2 separate regions of the Homo sapiens genome follow, and region 2 is linked to region 1. Evidence: read pairs that join two places in POLR2A ChIA-PET (ENCODE). Cell type or tissue: PC-9. All regions are shown on one strand. Each heading gives the region's core, and the rest is flanking DNA. Links, peaks and the distances in the headings are about the cores only.

Region 1 (9,642 bases), core at 2,179-7,178:
CACACATAGAACATAAATAATCTCACATCAGTTAAGATCAGTTTTTTTTGCCAAATTGAGTCTTGGTGTCAAATGCAAAATTTGTCAGAGATTTTAAAATTTCTAAATTATGGATAAGATTTTAGACAGGTATAACAAAATAATAACCTAGCAGCCCAGAATAATTTTTAACAAGGATATTTGGCTTAAAGTTATTACAGTATTCTCTTAAACAGCCAAAACAGGAGATTATATCTAAATTTGAGAATAGTAAAAGGTTTGATTTTTATCACCAATGAGTATAACCATAAGACCCCCAACTCCTAAGAAAATTTCAAAACCTACCTTTAGTAAACAACACTTCCAAAATTCCATACAGGACTGTTAGCAAAAGAACAAATAAACAAAAAGACCCCACCAACCATGTTATCCCCGTAGAAATAAAACAGCATTGAGGAATGCCTTACTCAGTTCTCAGGGTAGTACTTCTGATACTAAATGGACTTGTTGGTCTTTTTTTGTTGTTGTTTTTGTTTTAAGTCTCACAATATCACCCAGGCTGGAGTGCAGTGGCAGTATCTTGGCTCACTGCAACCTCTGCCTCCTGAGTTCAAGGGATCCTTCTGCCTCAGACTTCCAAGTAGCTGGGATTACACACATGCACTGCCCTACCCAGGTAATTTTTTTGTATTCTTAGCAGAGACAGGGTTTCACCACATTGGCCAGGCTGGTCTCGAACTCCTGGCCTGAAGTGATGTGCCCACCTTGGCCTCCCAAAGAGCTGGCATTACAGGCATGAGCCACCATGCCAGGCCTCTAAATATGTTTAGTATTAAAATAGTTAATTTATTAAACGTTTTTGGTGGGATAATTGTGGTTAAGTCCTAATTCTTTTTAAAATACACACTGAAATATCTACAGATGAAATGTATCAAGAATTTGCTTCAAAATAACATGGGAAGGGGGTGGATGGGGAGATGTAGATACAAACAAAAAGGCTGGCCAAGGATTATTAAAGTGAGACAAGTACATGGAAGTTCATTATACTATTCTCTTTTGTGTATGTGAAATTTTTTCACAATTAAAAGATAGCACCAGGCGGGTGCAGTTGCTCACACCTGTAATCCCAGCACTTTGGGAGGCCGAGGCCGGCAGATCACAAGGTCAAGAGATCAAGACCATCCTGGCCAACATGGTGAAACCCCATCTCTACTAAAAATACAAAAATTAGCCGGGCGTGGTGGAGCGTAACTGTAATCTCAGCTACTCAGGAGACTGAGGCAAGGGAATCGCTTGAACCTGGGAGGTGGAAGTTGCAGTGAGCCGGGATCGCACCACTGCACTCCAGCCTGGCAACAGAGCAAGACTCTGTCTTTAAAAAAAAAAAAAAAAAGACTGGCCAGGCGCGGTGGCTCACGCCTGTAATCCCAGCACTTTGGGAGGCCAAGGCAGGTGAATTATGAAGTCAGGAGATCAAGACCATTATGGCCAATATGGTGAAACCCCATCTCTACTAAAAAAAAAAAAAAATACAAAAAATTAGCTGGATGCCTGTAGTCCCAGCTACTCCAGAGGCTGAGGCAGTAGAATGGCGTGAACCCAGGAGGCGGAGCTTGCAGTGAGAGAGATCACGCCACTGCACTCCAACCTCTAGACTCCATCTCAAAAAAAAAAAAAAAAAAAAAAAAGATAGCACCAAAGATGTGCATGCACCTGAAAACAAAAATTACATGTGAATCTCAAACTATACACAGAAATATAGACAACATTGTATCAATGTTTCACTCAAAATCTATCAACATTTTTACTATTCAACTTAAAAACTTAGCAAATCCTTCAGAATAATACAGGGTCAAATCTTAAAGCAAAAGATCCAAAGTAATTCACAAAACTAGAAATTAAGTATTAGTGGCCGCTAACACTGCCAATAAATTGCTAAACTTATTAGCTTCTGGAGAACAAACTTAAGAACTTTTTAAAATGTGCGGCCAGGCGCGGTGGCTCAGGCCTGTAATCCCAGCACTTTGGGAGGCTAAGGCGGGCAGATCACGAGGTCAGCAAATCGACACCATCCTGGCTAACACGGTGAATCCCCGTCTCTACCAAAAAAAAATTAAAAAATTAGCTGGGTGTGTTGGCACGCACCTATAGTCCCAGCTACTCAGGAGGCTGAGGCAGGAGAATGGCATGAACCCGGGAGAGGGAGCTTGCAGTGAGACCATGCCACTGCACTCCAGCCTGGGCTAGAGTGAGATTCCGTCTCAAAAAAAAAAAAAAAAAAAGTGCATACTCTGCCCACCTCCCCGGCAAAAAAGATGTGCATACCCTTGAATAATTATATTTCTGGGGCTTAAATGTAAGAAAATAAAGATATGCACAACTGTAGTTTTGACTGTCCAAAGCTTTGTTTACAAAAGAAAAAATGGGGACGAGTACAACAGTGTATTGGTAAAATAAAATATAGTACAAGTATACAATGTACCATGTAGTATTATAGAGTATATAATACTATGTAACTACTACAAATTTTTCAGAGATCTGTATCTACTAACATAAGCTATTCAGGTTAAATTTAAAATTATTACTTAAATATATATGCTGTATGACAGTGCTTTTTGAAGTTTATATAAGCCCCAAAAAGCCTGGAAGAACACCCCAAATGTTATCTTTGGATAGCTGTATTTTCTAAAAATGTTCTATGAGCATGTATTACTTTATTCGGATCAAAGGTAAGATAAAGATGAGGTACCTCCTCTCCCAAATCCACATCAATCTTCAGTCACTTGACTAGTATTCCTTTTCAAAGGAGTAATAAAACTCCATTTTAGCAAGCTGCGGTGGCTCACGCCTGTAATCCCAGCACTTTGGGAGGCCGAGATGGGCGGATTGCCTGAGGTCGCGAGTTCGAGACCAGCCTGGCCAGCATGGTGAAACCCTGTCTCTTGTAAAAATACAAAAATTAGCCAGGCGTGGTGGCAGGCGCCTGTAATCCCAGCTACTCGGGAAGCTGAGGCAGGAGAATCACTTGAATCCGGGAGGCGGAGGTTGCGGTAGGCGGAGGTTGCGGTGAGCCAAGATCGTGCCATTGCACTCCAGCCTGGGCAACAGAGCGAGACTCTAGTCTCAAAAAAAAAACAAAAAAAAAAACCAGAAAAACTCCATTTTAAACAGCATAGCCATAACTCTAGCATGAATTCCACAAACTTAAGGGTAATAGCATGAGAAAACTTTTCTTCTCGCTCTGAAGCTAGAAAACCCACTTATGTGAAGATTTTATTTAAAGGATCAATATAGGGAGTGACAATGCATTATGAATAGTTTATCCTCTTCAGAATACCTATTTTAGTTAGAGGACTGGAGGAAAATTTTTGTTCAAAATGTACTCTACTAAACTCCTAAATGTTATTCAAGACTAGCCAGAAAAGCCTAAATCTGGTTCAATGAACTCCTGGAGTTTTTTCAGTTTTAAAATCAACTCAGGAGCCATAGGTCAATATAATTAGAAAACAGGAAGAATATTTCAGACTGGTAAAGTCAGAATCAGATTAGGTAGAAATAATAAAAAAAAAGTTCTCTAATTCACTCTACCTCTTACAAATAGCCATGCTTTCTCAGTAGAGAATACATATTTTTAAAATGGTCAAGCTCTCCCAAATGTTGATACAGGCAACACGGTAGTCTATGTGCTCAAATGCTAACTCGACTCTATCACAGCTAAACCTTTTAAAGCAGTTTCTTCAACTATTAACACTGCTTACTAAACCCCTATTACACAGACTAGCTATGCTATTTATGCCCACACAGAATCACAAGAGTTGATGTACATTTTTAAGCTTTTTAATTAGAAGGAAAATACTACCACATTGATCATTATAATAGTCTTAAGCACATAGTACACAAGTTTCAAATCTCCTAAATCCCACTTCTTGCCCAGAGGCAATCAATGTTAATTGTTTGGCATATGTATTTCTGGACATATCTCTTATGTCTTTACATAGAAAAAAACAAATTCTACAGTTGGTGATAAGTGCTAAAGAGTATTTAGGAGAAGGGGAGCTTAAAGCGCTAAATAAGGGAAGACACATCACTAAGGGGGTAGCTTCTGAGTAAAAAGTCTCAGAGGAACTGAGGAACCAAACTGTATGAGTCAGAGAAAATTCCAAGGAAAAGCCCTAAAGTGGAAACATATCCAATGTGTTCAATACAGTTAAGAAGGCCAGTGTGGCTGAAGCACAGTATATTAACAGCAAGGGAAGGGACACAACAAATCACGTGGGATGCCCTGTAAATCACAGAAAAATTTTTGACTTCAATGCTGAAAAAGGCAGCCATTAGGTTGTTTGTTTTCAGGCAAAACATTTTTCAATGGCCAGGCGTGGTGGATCACGCCTGTAATCCCAGCACTTTGGGGAGGCAGAGACGGGCAGATCACAAGGTCAAGAAATCGAGACTATCCTGGCCAACATGGTGCAACCCTGTCTCTACTAAAAATAAAAAACAAATTAGCTGGGCTTGGTGGCTGGTGCCTGTAATCCCAGCTACTTGGAAGGCTGAGGCAGGAGAACTGCTTGAACCCGGGAGGCAGAGGTTGCGGTGAGCCGAGCTCGCACCACTGCACTACAGCCTGGGCAAAGAGAGCAAAACTCCATCTCCCCCCCAAAAAAAAAATCCTTCAAACAATACATTTTAGGATCAATCTAGCTATCACTTTTAAGAACAAAACTAGTGGGGAGGGACAAAAGAAATACAAACCTATTATATATAATAATGCACAGGAGACAAGGGTGGCTTGAAATTGGACCAAGTGTCGACAGTATGAGTAGTGGTATATTTTGAAGAGCTGACAGCATTTTTTCCTTTCTTTTTTTTGTGATAGGGTCTTGCTCTGTCACCCAGGCTGGAGTGCAATGGTGCGGGTGCGATCTCGGCTCACTGCAACCTCTGCTTCCTGGGCTCAAGCGATTCTCATGCCTGTCTCTCAAGTAGCTGGGACTACAGACACTTGCCACCACTCCTGGCTAATTTTTGTATATTTTTGAAGAGACAGGGTTTCACCATGTTGCCCAGGCCGGTCTCAAACCCCTGAGCTCAAGCGATGCGCCTCCCTCAGCCTCCCAAAGTGCTGGGATTACAGGCCTGAGCTACCACACCTGGCCAACATGATTTTCTAATAGGCCAAAGGTGAGAAGAGTAAAAGTCAAGGATGGCTAGCCAAAATCTTTGGCCCAAGAGACACAAAAATTGTTTCATTAACTGAAAAAGGCAACAGTACACAAGAGACTGGTTTGAGGCATGAACATCAGGAGCACAGTTTTGCACTTTTAAGTTGACATATTGGATATTCAACAGAGTTGTCATGCAGGTAAACTGAATTGGTATGACATTCGAAAGAAAAGTATAGGCTGTTGATCTTAAGTGTCGAAATCAGCTTATAGGTGGTATATTACATCATGAATGAATCTGAATGAAATTGGACCCAGAGTGTGGACAGAAAAGAGAAGTGGAAGGACTGAACCATGGGGCACTCCAACAGAAAGAAGTTTAACATGTAACAGAAACATGTAACAAAAACCTGGAAGCAAAGTAAAAAAAAAATAAAAACGTTTCAAGGAAGAGATCTGGTTAAATGGAACCAACAGGTCAAGTGAGATGAGGATTGAAAAAGGACCCCTGGGCTTAGTTAATGCATCCGTCTCCGTGGTTCTTTTTTAACCACAAATAATTTTTTTCTAACTGAAGTTCACTTCGGTTTTATAAGTCTTAGAAAAAAAAAAAAGATAGCTCACTTTTGTTTTTTTACTTTAAGAGATAGGGTCTCACTCTTGTCACCCAGGCTGGAGTACAGTGGCGCAATCATAACTCACACTGACCTCAAACTCCTGAACTCAATTAATTCTACCGCCTCAGCCTCCCAGGGAGCTACACTACAGCTGTGTGCCACCGTGCCCAGCTTTTTGTAGACAGGCTCTTGCTATGTTGCCAGACTTTCCTGGCCTTAAGCTATCCTCCAACTTCAGCCTCCCAAAGTGCTGGGATTATAGGCATAAACTGCTGCAACTGGCCTAAAGCTCACTTTTAAAATGTGCTTGCTTCCCTATTAACAATGCCATCACAACCATGGTAACATTTTACCAAGATACATCTACCTAAACATTAACTACCTTGCACATATACACATCTTTAAGCCATTTAAGGTGTTGGGAAATCAAGGGCAAAAATATAAACATATTTAGTTTTAAAATTTTAATAATAAAAGTCCAAAGTTGTTCTTTGGAACTTTAACCAAACTAAAATCTGTTTTTCTAGAATGCTCAGCCGGACACAGTGGCTCACGCCTGTAATCCCAGCACTTTGGGAAATCGAGGTGGGCGGATCACGAGGTCAGGATTTCTAGACCAGCCTGGCCAACATGGTGAAACCCCATCTCTACTAAAATATAAAAATTAGCTGGGTGTGGTGGTGCATGCCTGCAATCCCAGCTACTCAGGAGGCGGAGGCACAAGAATCGCTTGAACCCAGGAGGCGGAGGTTGCAGTGAGCCAGAGATCATGCCACTGCACTCCAGCCTGGTGACAGAGCGAGACTATGTCTCAAAAAAAAAAAAAAGTTCAACATATCAAAGTGACGAAAGGAGTCTACTATCATTAAGTGTTGAAATCTGCACCCTTAATCCCAGGGTTGAATCCATGCTAAACCACTAAAGCAGTTTAACTTTAGGCAAGTTATTTAAATTCTGTACTCCAATATTCTCACCTCTAAAACATGAATAACAGTATCTACTCCTACTCAAGGTTTTGATGATGATTAAGTTAACACAAACTCACAACTTTAACAGTGTTGGACATAGTCAAGTGTTTAGAATACTTCCATAAATTAATGTCCTGCTACTTTTTTCTGCCAAATCAGAAAGCCATTATATGACCCAACAAGGTATCAGAAATAATTAGTAATTTCCTGGAGCCTCATCAGTTCTCAACCTATCTTACTCAGACTGATTTTGCTCATTAATACACCCAATAAAAACTCATTTGAAAAACCAGGGCAAGTTATTGTTAGGCTTGGGATGATTATTTTCTTCAAGAGATTGAGACAGTGGCCTACTCTAATAGGTCTCCAAACTTACTGCCCTACTTGCCCTCTTAGTTCTCATCACTAATATTCCCTACACAACAGAAGATAAACCAGACCTCTTCTTCAAAATCCTTCAATAGATTCTACTTGTGCCCAAGACAGGATCTTAAACAAGACCCTCTAAGGTCCCGTGCTATGAAATGTTTGGTCCTTGCCTACCTCTCTAACTCCATCCCTCATCTATGTATTCTTGGTAATTATTTTCCAGTATTATTTCTTACTTGGAGGCCAAGTCTTGTTCCCCCTCATTATCTGTGCTTTCACATATGGTTTTCTTACAGAATGAGCTTCACCATTAGCTACTTCCACGTAGCTAAGCTTCCCTGGCAGCATCCCCCAAATTCCATGTTCTAATTTTGGTTCCCTTGCCATCTTCTCATCCACGCTCTTCTTTTCCTTCATCGATCCTTACTGTGAAAAGTGCCATTTACTTTGTTTCTTCCCTCAATGATCTATAATATCTAAGAGGGCAGGGGACATGTTTTGTTCATCCCTATATGCCCAAACCTAATGATTTTCAAATAGTACTCAGATACTTAATAAAACATCTTATACTTGAATGTTCCTTGAATACCTCCAAGATGTTTAAAATATTCTTTTTCCCACCCTCAAACTATAATCTGCTCCCTTCATTCATTCCCCAATATCTATCCCTATCCCAGAAGCTAGAAACCAGCAATCATGCCAAATCTGTGTTCTTGTCCACCTTATCACATCCATCCTGAGATGCTCCTAATTTTACCTCCTAATCTCTAATCTCATAGCATTACCTTTGTCCAAGCCAGGTCGTTATTCTTTCTTGGATTTTAATATCTCCTTTATTAATCTCCTACTTCCAATCTCATTTCCTCTACACCATTTCCATACTGTTATTAGAAAGACATTCCTAAAAATTAAAATCTTCCAGGAGTTTTTGAGACCAGCCTGGGAAACAAAATGAGACCTGTCTCCACCAAAAAAAAAAAAAAACAATAAAAAATAGTCAGGTGGGCCGGGCGCGGTGGCTCACGCCTGTAATCCCAGCACTTTGGGAGGCCGAGGCGGGCGGATCACGAGGTCAGGAGATCGAGACCATCCCGGCTAAAACGGTGAAACCCCGTCTCTACTAAACATACAAAAAAATTAGCCGGGCGTAGTGGCGGGCGCCTGTAGTCCCAGCTACTTGGGAGGCTGAGGCAGGAGAATGGCGTGAACCTGGGAGGCAGAGCTTGCAGTGAGCCGAGATCGTGCCACTGCACTCCAGCCTGGGCAACAGAACAAGACTCCATCTCAAAAAAAAAAAAAAAAAATTAGCCGGGCATAGTAGCAGGTGCCTGTAATCCCAGGTACTCGGGAGGCTGAGACAGAGAACTGCTTGAAACCAGGAGGCAGAGGTTGTGGTGAGCCAAGATCACACCACTGCACTCCAGTCTAGGTGACAGAGCGAGACTCCGTCTTATTTAAAAAAAAAAAAAAAAAAAAATCCCTTTATGTGATTAAGGTAGAAGGAATAAATTTATAAATTTAAAGTTATAAATAAAAATAATAAAAAAAGGATTCCCTGACCTCTCAGGGTTAGTTAGGTAACCATTTCTGCATGCTTTCTTTTTTTAAAAAGAGATGGGGTCTCGCTGGGTGCGGCAGCTCACACCTGTGATCCCAAAACTTCAGGAGGCTGAGGCGGGTGGATCACCTGAGGTCAGGAACTTGAGACCATCCTGGCCAACATGGCATCTCTACTGAACCCTGTCTCTACTAAAAATAGAAAAATTTAAGGCCAGGTGCAGTGGCTCATGCCTGTAATTCCAGCACTTTGGGAGGCCGAGGCGGGCAGACCATGAGATCAGGAGTTTGAGACCAGCCTGGCCAACATGGTGAAACCTCGTCACTACTAAAAATACAGAAATTAGCCGTGCATGGTGGTCCGTGCCTGTAGTCTCAGCTACTCGGGAGGCTGAGGCAGGAGAATCGCTTGAACCCGGGAGGTGGAGGTTGCAGTGACCCAAGATGGCACCACTGCACTCCAGCCTGGGAAACAGAGCGAGACTGTCTCAAAAAAAAAAAAAAAAAAAAAGATGGGGTCTCATTATGTTGCCCAGCCTGGAGTGCAGTGGATAATCACATCACACACTACAGTCTCTCAAATCCTGGGCCAAGGGACCCTCCTGCCTCAGCCTTCCAATTAGTTGTGACTACAGGCTTACAGGCAGGTACCAACGCCCCCAGCTTATTTTGGCATGCTTCTATAGGATATGTGTTTACCTCTCATCATATATGGACATTATTTCATTCATGTGTCTCCCTCACTAAGCTGCGAAGCCCTTAAACATAATAAACTATTTTTTATATCCCCAAACACAACATGTCCCATAAAAATAATAAATTTGTAGAATTAACAAGGAATAAATCAAACTGAACCTATAGTGAACAGCTTCCGTACACTGACAGCAGCAAAGAAGAAAAAATAGCTCTCATACAATAGAGAGCATCAATAAAACTTGCACTTATTTAAAAAATAAAGATTCCCATTCTTTTTCTAGATAACTTCCAGGA
Region 2 (8,237 bases), core at 575-5,574, 240 kb before region 1:
TATGACTGTGGACGGGGGCCCAGGAACAGGTTACTGACCTTGAGGAACGAGGTCTGGGTGGGGTCCAGTTTTGAGTTACATTCCACCTGGAGTAAGCAGGAGGCTGAATGAATGAGGTCACGCCCACTGTGGCGCCTCCCCCGTAAGGGACCCAGGAACCCAGACCCCAGTCCCTTTTCTATCAGCTCCCTACCCAGTTCCTCCTTACCAGGAATCAAATTCTTAGTGCCCCAAAGTTGATCTCCCTGTGCCAAACAGGACATCCCCTTGGCAAGATACTCTTCTGACCACCACTTTAGGACCCCAACCCTCCTCCCTCACTCACCCCAAAATTCCCTACTAACCACTGCATCTTCATGAGGTGCTTGGTCTCCTACCACCAGCATCACAGGACACCTAAAGACACAGTGTTGGGGAGAAGGCAGTGAGCCCCTGGCACTCCCTCACTGGCCTCTGCCTAGGAGTGCAGCTGGAAAAATATCTGGCTCCAAAGAGGAAAGACACTTCTGTGTCTCCCTGCTGATGCCACCAAGAGGATTCAAAGGGGGAAGACCTAGAGGGAAGTGATTTACCAAATAGGATGGGGTGGGACATGACAAGGAAGTTCCCTGGCAAAAGATTCTCCTTCTTCTAAGGGACACAAGCTCCTAGGGAAGATCCAGGGAGACAGGCAATGCATTATCTCTTAAAGTCTTACCTGAGGGTGATATCACCTCCACGCTCAAAGTTCAGGTCTCGGCGGCTAGAAAGGGGTTAAAAGAGTAGGAATTTTAGGTGGGCAATGCTATCTAACCAGATATAAGCTATCTCTCCCATGATGGAACTATCTTTGTCTAAAAATTACGGTCAAATCTTGGTTATTAAAGGTGGAAACCAAAGGAGAAAGGGGCAGGCAGGCCCCAAGCACAGCCCCTATAGTCACTTGTGCCCTAGATCCCTGGTCAGAGGGCAACAAAAGGGGAGGAAGGACACAGGACACAAGATCATCTTACTTCTGGGAGTCCAATAATCCAAAGGAGGTAAACAAGAGAAGGGGGACAGCCCCTTGCAATCCTTCCCACTGACTCTGTCCTGAAGCTGCCCCCATTGCACACTAAATGCTGCATTCCTTGCACATTGCACACTACCCAGACTTCCCTCTCCTCCTCTGTGCCTCCCCCATGACGCCCAATTACTGCTTCTGCATTTCTCTCACATGCATACACACACAGCCCACCCACTTGTTGTAGCTGTTCCAGTACAATTCAATGTTATCCAGGTTGGGTGCATGTGTAATGATATTTCTGTACTTTTGTATCAACTCAGAATTTCCAGAGAGCTCTTCCTGAAGGAGAGAACAAGGAGAAAAATTAGGGATGGAAAGAGAAAACAACAATTACTGGAGGAAAAGAGGTAAGCCTTCTTCCTTCCCCAAATCCTGTCCCAGCTAAGGAAGTTAGCCCAAGCATTCAAGTTCCCTGCTGCTCCCGTCGACTCTTCTACATCTCCTACACCCACTTACCTGGCTGAAAAGATGTCCAAGGATCATCTCCGGAATGGAAGAGGTGAGGCCTGTTAGCTATGAGGAGAAGGCAGGTGAGAAAGTTCAGGGTATTGGCCAGGCACAGTGGCTCACGTCTGTAATCCCAGCACTTTGGGAGGCCGAGGCGGGTGGATCACGAGGTCAGGAGTTCAAGACCACCCTGGCCAAGATGGTGAAACCCCATCTCTACTAATAATACAAATATTAGCCAGGCGTGGTGGCGGGTGCCTGTAATCCCAGCTACTTGGGAGGCTGAGGCAGGAGAATCACTTGAACCCAGGAAGCAGAGGTTGCAGTGAGCCAAGATCAAGCCACTGCACTCCAGCCTTGGCAACAGAGTGAGACACCATCTCAAAAAAAAAAAAAAAAAGAAAAAGAAAAAGAAAGTTCAGGATATTATAAGAGACTCAGGCAAAGTGACAGCTTCACTTTCCTGCCCCTTTACTCCCTCCTTGAAGTTCAGAGTCCATCCAGTTAGGCTATCTACCAGAGCCTAACTGGATCCATACGAGGGGATCCCCAACCGTAGGTCTCAGCACACAGGCCCCTCCAAACCTTGTGGGCTGCCCAATCCATCCAACCCTTGGCATTGGGATCAATGTTGATGAGGACAAGACCTTCAACAGTGTCCGGGTGGTTAAGCTGAGGGACAGCAGAAGGAAGGAAATGAGAAACAGGGCATGGCCTTATCCCCTCCCCGCTAAGCTCGACCCACTCCTGGACTCCCACAGGGCCTGACTCCCCACCTAGTGCCCACTTCCTCCCCCAAACAGCACTAATAAACAGTATTCTCCTAATCAGTCTGGACCCTCCTTTCCCTCCTCTGGGCTTTTTATTTCTTACAGCATATCTCGCCAGGATGTAGGCTCCAGCTCCAACACCAACTCCAATTATTGTAGAGAAACTGTGAAAGGGAAAGAAATATACGCCTCATGGGATCTGCTGTCCAAAACCTGCCACAGCCCATCTCTTCAAACTCTTCACCCTCCCTCCTGAGTCCACGGGCACAAAGAAAGGCAGACACGGACCTTTCTTTGGAGGACGCGAAAAAGAAGGGCCCAAGAAGCCAAAGGTTGGCACGGGTAGTCAGGGTAGATACCTGAAGTCTATCCCCAGCTTTCTGCTGGAGAGCTAGTGTCTTAAAAACAAACACCCATCCACCAGCCAACCAACACACTGTTTTCCCATATAGATAGCTCTTTGTCCATTCTCAATTTTCAAGAGCCAGTTCAACTTGTTCTGCTTTAGTTCCTGGTTCCTCTAGAGGAACGGGAAGAATGGAACTTAAAGCAAATGTGAAAACAGACACAATTTTAGTGAACAATGGAGAGAATGAGGAAAAGAGTGGCAAAGTGGTGAACCAGAGCTGCTGAGCCCTGGTGCCTAGGAGAAGCTTAGCTAAGAACAGCACCCAGGGGCCAGCACCTCCCTCTGAATACCAAAGACACTTGGTCTGGTGTTCTCTTCCTTCCCCAACTCTCTCTCACCCGCAGAGCTCCCCATCCACCAGGTGTGGGCATGAAGGAGAGGGGAGTGGGAGAGAAAGAGACAGGTCTATCTGGTTCCTCAGGGATTATGTCACCCCCTTTCATTCCTCCCTGACTTTCTGATCAGAGAAGGCCCTCCTTAGCCTGAGGCAGGGCCAAGCATAGACCCTTTTCCTTCCCTCCACCCATTAGGGCTATTCTGTTGACTCTGGCCAATTTTCCAAACCCACCACCTTTTCTCAATAATCAAGGCGGGAGCATGAAGGAAGAAGATATATTGAGTTCAGAAGCTGAAACTGGCTCAGGAACCACGGTGAACCTGGAAGTTCTAAGGGTCTCCTTGTGCTGGAAAGAGAACTCTGGTTTGGAGGGGTTCCCAGGCCTCTCACTTTAGGTACTGCAGGACGCAAGGGATCATGTCTGCAAGCTGGTCCAGAGATGGGTACTGATATCTGGAAAAGAGAGGCATGTTAAGGAAGATACCAACCTGCCCTCACACCCCCCACCTCAGGATGTCCTACTCATTCTCTCCCAGAATAACCACTGCCCTCCCTTTCCTCCTCCCCAGTCGAACCTTTCCCGCACCTGTCCTGTTCCTCACAGTCTGGTGAAGCAGTAACGACCTAACTCTTACCCCAAAGGGAACACAGGGGCTCCCTCTTCCATTCCAGGGGCATCCACATGAACCCGCACAAAGTTCTGAATGATTTCCTGCATGTCCTCGAACTGAAACAGTGGCTGGAAGCAAGATTTATCTAAAGAGAACCCACATCACCTCAACAATAGAATCAGACAGGGACTCGTGTCCCCCAGTCAGAACTCACCCTTCCTTTCATGCCACAGTCAGACCAGGAGAGAACTTCTCCTTCCCACACTGACCCCTCCCCTCCCTCTGGGTTTCATTTCTACCCTTCCCCCACAGCCTCTTCCCAGACAGGAGTGGGAGATGAATGAAGGTCCTTACAGTTGAGTCCCACATCGTGGTAGGTAAGGATCGCTGGGCGTTTGGGTTTGGGGGTGCCATAGACAGTGAAAGTGACAGAGCCGTATGGTGTCTCCACAGAGTGAGTCTGCAGGAAAACAGGGCACCAAGAGCTAGGCTCAGAGGAGACGAGGCCAGAAAAGGAGCAACACCAAGGTCAGGGAGCTGGGAGTGGGTGGGCAAGAGGGAAAAGGGAACAAAGAATTAAAAACAGGATCAGCAAGAATTGAGGAAAACATGATACCGGAAGATGAGTTTGAGGATAAGAAAGAATAATGAAGATTAGAGAGAGAAGAGGAGGGGAAGGAAGGAGAGGGGAGAGATAGGGAAGGGAAAGGACTAGAATAGAAGGAAAGAAAGCAAAGAGAGAAGAGAGGGCCAAGCAGAGGCCATCCTTCTACTGGGGAAGAGGACAGCCCCTCCTCCCACCTTGGGACTGCCCCCACACTGTTACCTGTCCCTGGTCCAGGAGGATTCGGGCAGCTAACTCAGCCTCCTGGAGAGACACACACGGATTCACACAGAAACACATGACCATGTGGCGTCCCAGATGGAGAGACAAACAGACAAAGAGAGGCAAGTAAAGACAGACCAACAAATGACCAAAGACAGAAAGAGATTGACAAAGAGAGACACGGAAAGGATGAAGGTTAGTGTAGTGACGAGACAAGGGCCTGACTCCCAATTATAGTGTATGGGGAGAGAGACTAGGGTAGTGGTGAAGCAGTGGTGTGAGTTAGAATAAGATCAGTACGCTTGGGAAGTTAGAAGGCAAGGGGGATGCTTAGAGGTCTGGAATTTGGGCATGGGAGTCAAACGGTCTCTAATAACCTTGGCCGCCTCAGGCGTCTGTCCTGGCAACAGTGGCTTCTCCTCTGTGATCTGCACCTCCTGCAGCTCCGCCATGGTGGCCTGGCAGGATGAGGAAATGAGACTGGGAAGTTGTCTCTACATCCCCACATCGCCTCAAACACCAGGCTTCCTCTCTCAGCACAGGAAGATGCAGGGAACAGAGGGACCCAGGGGTTGAAGACTACTCTAGAACACACAGAGGGCCTTTCCTGCCCCCAGCTCCGTTTCCAGGCTGATCGGTGGAAGCTTTGGAAGAGGAATCAGGACAGCCCTTCTCTTGATACTCACCATCCCCACTGCCACCCTCAACACCACACCTCCAGACCCCTCCCTCCTCTGCCCTGGACCAAAATACCAGGGTGGGGCAGAAGTGTAGCTCAGATTTCTCGGGCTATATTTAGGGGCCACCCCACACTCTCAGGTAGGGAGTGAAACTTGTAGCTCAGTGACTGAGTATTCTAAAGGACAGGGTACCAAAAGACGGGACTGTGAGAGTTCACAATTGACCATGACCTTCAATTAAAGCCCCAAAGTCGGCAGCTCAAAGGGGGCTAAAAATGACCAAAGCAACATGACCAATGGGGGAGGTGGGGAAAACAACATAAAAGGGACATCTGTCCAACCAACCCAATGCCTCCCTTCCTCCCAAGACCCTTCCTCCCAACTCTGAATAAACTCCGCAAGTTCAACATTAGTGGGTGAGGAGCAGAGCACCTGGACAGACCTGCACAGGAAGGAGCCTGCAGCCTGCGGGGTGGGGTCACTTACTGGGCTCCTATTGGCTGGATGCAGTGGGATTAGGGGTCAGGGTTCTCACTCCTTCTGACTCTGGGGTCTGAGAAAACACAGCAACGAGGTGAATGACATGGGAGACAGACCTGGGGTCTTTCAGGGACGGAAAGCCTCAGCCAAGACCCAGACTCCCAGGGTCATCAACCTCCTCGGGTCACTAACCCTCCCCAGTGTCTGTCTACCCCTAAGTCCAGAGAACACGTCCTCTCTAGGCTCGAGCCGGAATCAATATAGGCTACAAGGGCATCAGTTCAGGCTGCGCGGAGGAGAGAAGGAAGTGCTGATGTGGAGGTAAGAGGGTGGCCCTGTCAGAACCTCCGGATTCGAATCCCGGCTCTGCCACTCCCAGTGTGACCTTGCCCCAGTTAGTTACTACATTTGGCCTCAATTTTCTATCTGCAGGGGGACTAAACGCGGGGGAATAGGGGATCCCCAAAATTTTTGACAGCTCTCCAGTAAGAGGAGGGTAGCAGAGCATGGCTGTTTCCCTCCACAATTTAAAAACAAACACAAAGATTGGTGCCGTCGCTTCTCTCCTCTACTCAGTCTCCGTGTAGGTCCCACGAGTGGAGAAAGGGAGAGGAGAGCGGTCCCACAATCTTCTCCCGTTCTCCCCCGACGGCCCGCGAAGGCAAGCGCCATCGGGAAGGGATGGGTAGGACAGAGGAGACCGGCCGGGCCCAGCACCCGGAACCCGTCCCTACGAGTCCCTACGCAGCCCGTCCGCGTGGAGACTGACACCCTTGCGTGGCCGGTGCCAAGCGCCCCGGACCTTGCACACAACCTCGCGCGCACCCCAAACACGCCCTGCAGCTCTTGGAGCCTCAGCCTTTGTGCGCAGCAACCGAGCGCCCGCTCCGTGCTGGCCCTTTCCCCCGAGCCTCCAGCTCCAGGGGACGCGGATCAATCACACCGCCCGCCGGCCCGGCTGGCGCCTTCCAGGCCCTACGGCCCCTCGCCTGCCCCTCCCCCTACCTGCTGCCGCCGCGGCCGCTTCCACCTTCACTTGCCTTTGACTCGGGCCCGCCCCGGCTCGGGCTTCCCGCAGACCCGCCCCCGGCCCGCCCCAGCCCGCCCACGGGCGCTAGGCTCCCCGCAGACCCGCCCCAGACCCCCAGTAAACACGCCCCCCCTTTCACCCCGCCCAGACTGCCGCTCAGGAAAGGGTTGTGCTGGGGCCGGGGGGCGAGGGGCGGGCGGCTGGACGCTTCCAGGCTCTGCTCGGCTCACCAAAACATTCCACCACCCCCTCCCCGCATTGGGGCGGTGTGGGGAGTGCGGGGATCCCTCAGCCCTGAGAGGGATCCCTCGGCTGCCCTCAGCACCGCCCCATCCACGACCTGGATCTGCAATTGCACTCTGGCTCCTTCCTTCGCCCCCAGACTCAGTGGTGGGAACCGGTAGTGGGGAGACGAACCCGGGATACTGACACCCCACGAGTTCGACTCCCCCCGCCCGAACACAGAGAACTAGATTAAGAAAGGAGGAGGTGGGCGGGACCGCCGCTGAGGAGGCGGGGGTCTCGCCGGCTGGCAGGGGCAGGTGTGCTGGCGCCGAAAGGGGGCACGGGGGAACGTCGAGGGCGCAGGAGTTCCGACTCCCTCGTGCCCAGAGTCCTGGTACCTCTCCTCTCTTTGCTGCGTCCCGACGCCTGCTCTCCGGCTGCTCCGGGAGAAGTTGGACAACAAGGCGGGGAGGTGGGGGCGGGGAATGCGGGGGGCCGCTATAAATAGAGGGCGATCGCGGGCAGGCGGGGGGTGGGGAGAGGATGGCCAACAGGGACTCTGGGGTCAATGCCTCAAGGGGCGCGGGGGAGGGGCCGGGGACCCCCAGAGGCTCTGACTCCTGGGTAAACAGGCGCAGGGGCGGAGTTAACCCTGCGGGGGTGGAGTAGGGGCTTGGGGAGGACGCAGTGTCCTGGGCTGGGACCCAAGAGACCCTGTGGCTTCGCCGCTAACCCCTCCCAGTCCGGCCCAGAATAGGAGACCAGCTCAGGCCCGCTGAATCGCAATGCCCGGGGGATGGTCTCAGGGTCTGCCGCGTCCCTCTCGGTGCCCGAGTGGGTTTGCCACTGTAGACTTTACACACACACGCACACGCACACACACACACACACCCTGGAATGAGCTCTCCTTGTGCCCCTCGGAGGAAGGCTCCCTGGAATGAGTTAGTTGATTAAAAATGTGGCTTAAGGGAATTCGAAGTTGTTTAGGCAAAAGGAAACCTGACTGAATTTCTCCCCACCTGCCCCCCTTGTAGCTCCCCCAATCCCAGGATCATATCCACCCCAACCCCCTTCAGACTGGTTCCTGAGTTGCCATTTCGGGGGCTGGGCGCCAGGCCAGTCAGGAACAATGGCCAATGGAACTTGAGCTGCCAACTGCAACACCAGCACCGACTGCCCCCCCAAGACCCCCAAGTTTCCCTGCCCCCTCCTGCCTGGGAACCACCCTCCCACCACCACCCTCACCACCCGCAATACCCCTCCCATCCAAGGAACATCAATGCCCCTTTCATCCCCACTTGGCAGGGTCTACTGGAAAGAAGGAGAGGCCAAGAGGGAGGAGGTGACCCACAGTAGGAAAACTGGTCGGGCTAAAAC

What was found. Peaks named below come from ENCODE experiments on the same cell type or tissue, not always from the same donor. Only the 100,000 strongest peaks of a DNase experiment are listed, where the experiment ranks them.
Region 2: POLR2A ChIA-PET joins it to region 1 with 8 read pairs; 2 of 35 experiments call an interaction of 5 or more read pairs at or near these places.

The regions. Positions count from the first base shown.
Region 1 is chr14:21,251,819-21,261,460 of GRCh38, forward strand. All of the region lies in intron 2 of HNRNPC (heterogeneous nuclear ribonucleoprotein C), which reads right to left. Among named protein-coding and RNA genes, the nearest start is that of HNRNPC, 13 kb to the right of the region's middle. RefSeq lists an enhancer at 2,492-3,429. In PC-9, for the core only: no CTCF peak of the experiment used is centred there; no DNase peak of the experiment used is centred there; H3K27ac peaks cover 1,710 bases.
Region 2 is chr14:21,018,419-21,026,655 of GRCh38, forward strand. It overlaps NDRG2 (NDRG family member 2), which reads right to left and starts at 6,643. Exons shown (of 16, transcript NM_001320329.2): 1 at 5,612-6,643; 2 at 4,823-4,903; 3 at 4,446-4,487; 4 at 3,974-4,079; 5 at 3,644-3,764; 6 at 3,399-3,461; 7 at 2,366-2,426; 8 at 2,078-2,164; 9 at 1,502-1,558; 10 at 1,221-1,324; 11 at 698-742; 12 at 345-396; 13 at 39-86. The coding sequence starts at 4,897. It overlaps MIR6717 (microRNA 6717), which reads right to left and starts at 4,968; the gene lies at 4,896-4,968. It also overlaps a transcript of TPPP2 not described here. RefSeq lists an enhancer at 1,097-2,296 and a silencer at 6,476-6,765. In PC-9, for the core only: no CTCF peak of the experiment used is centred there; a DNase peak (open chromatin) is centred at 2,773.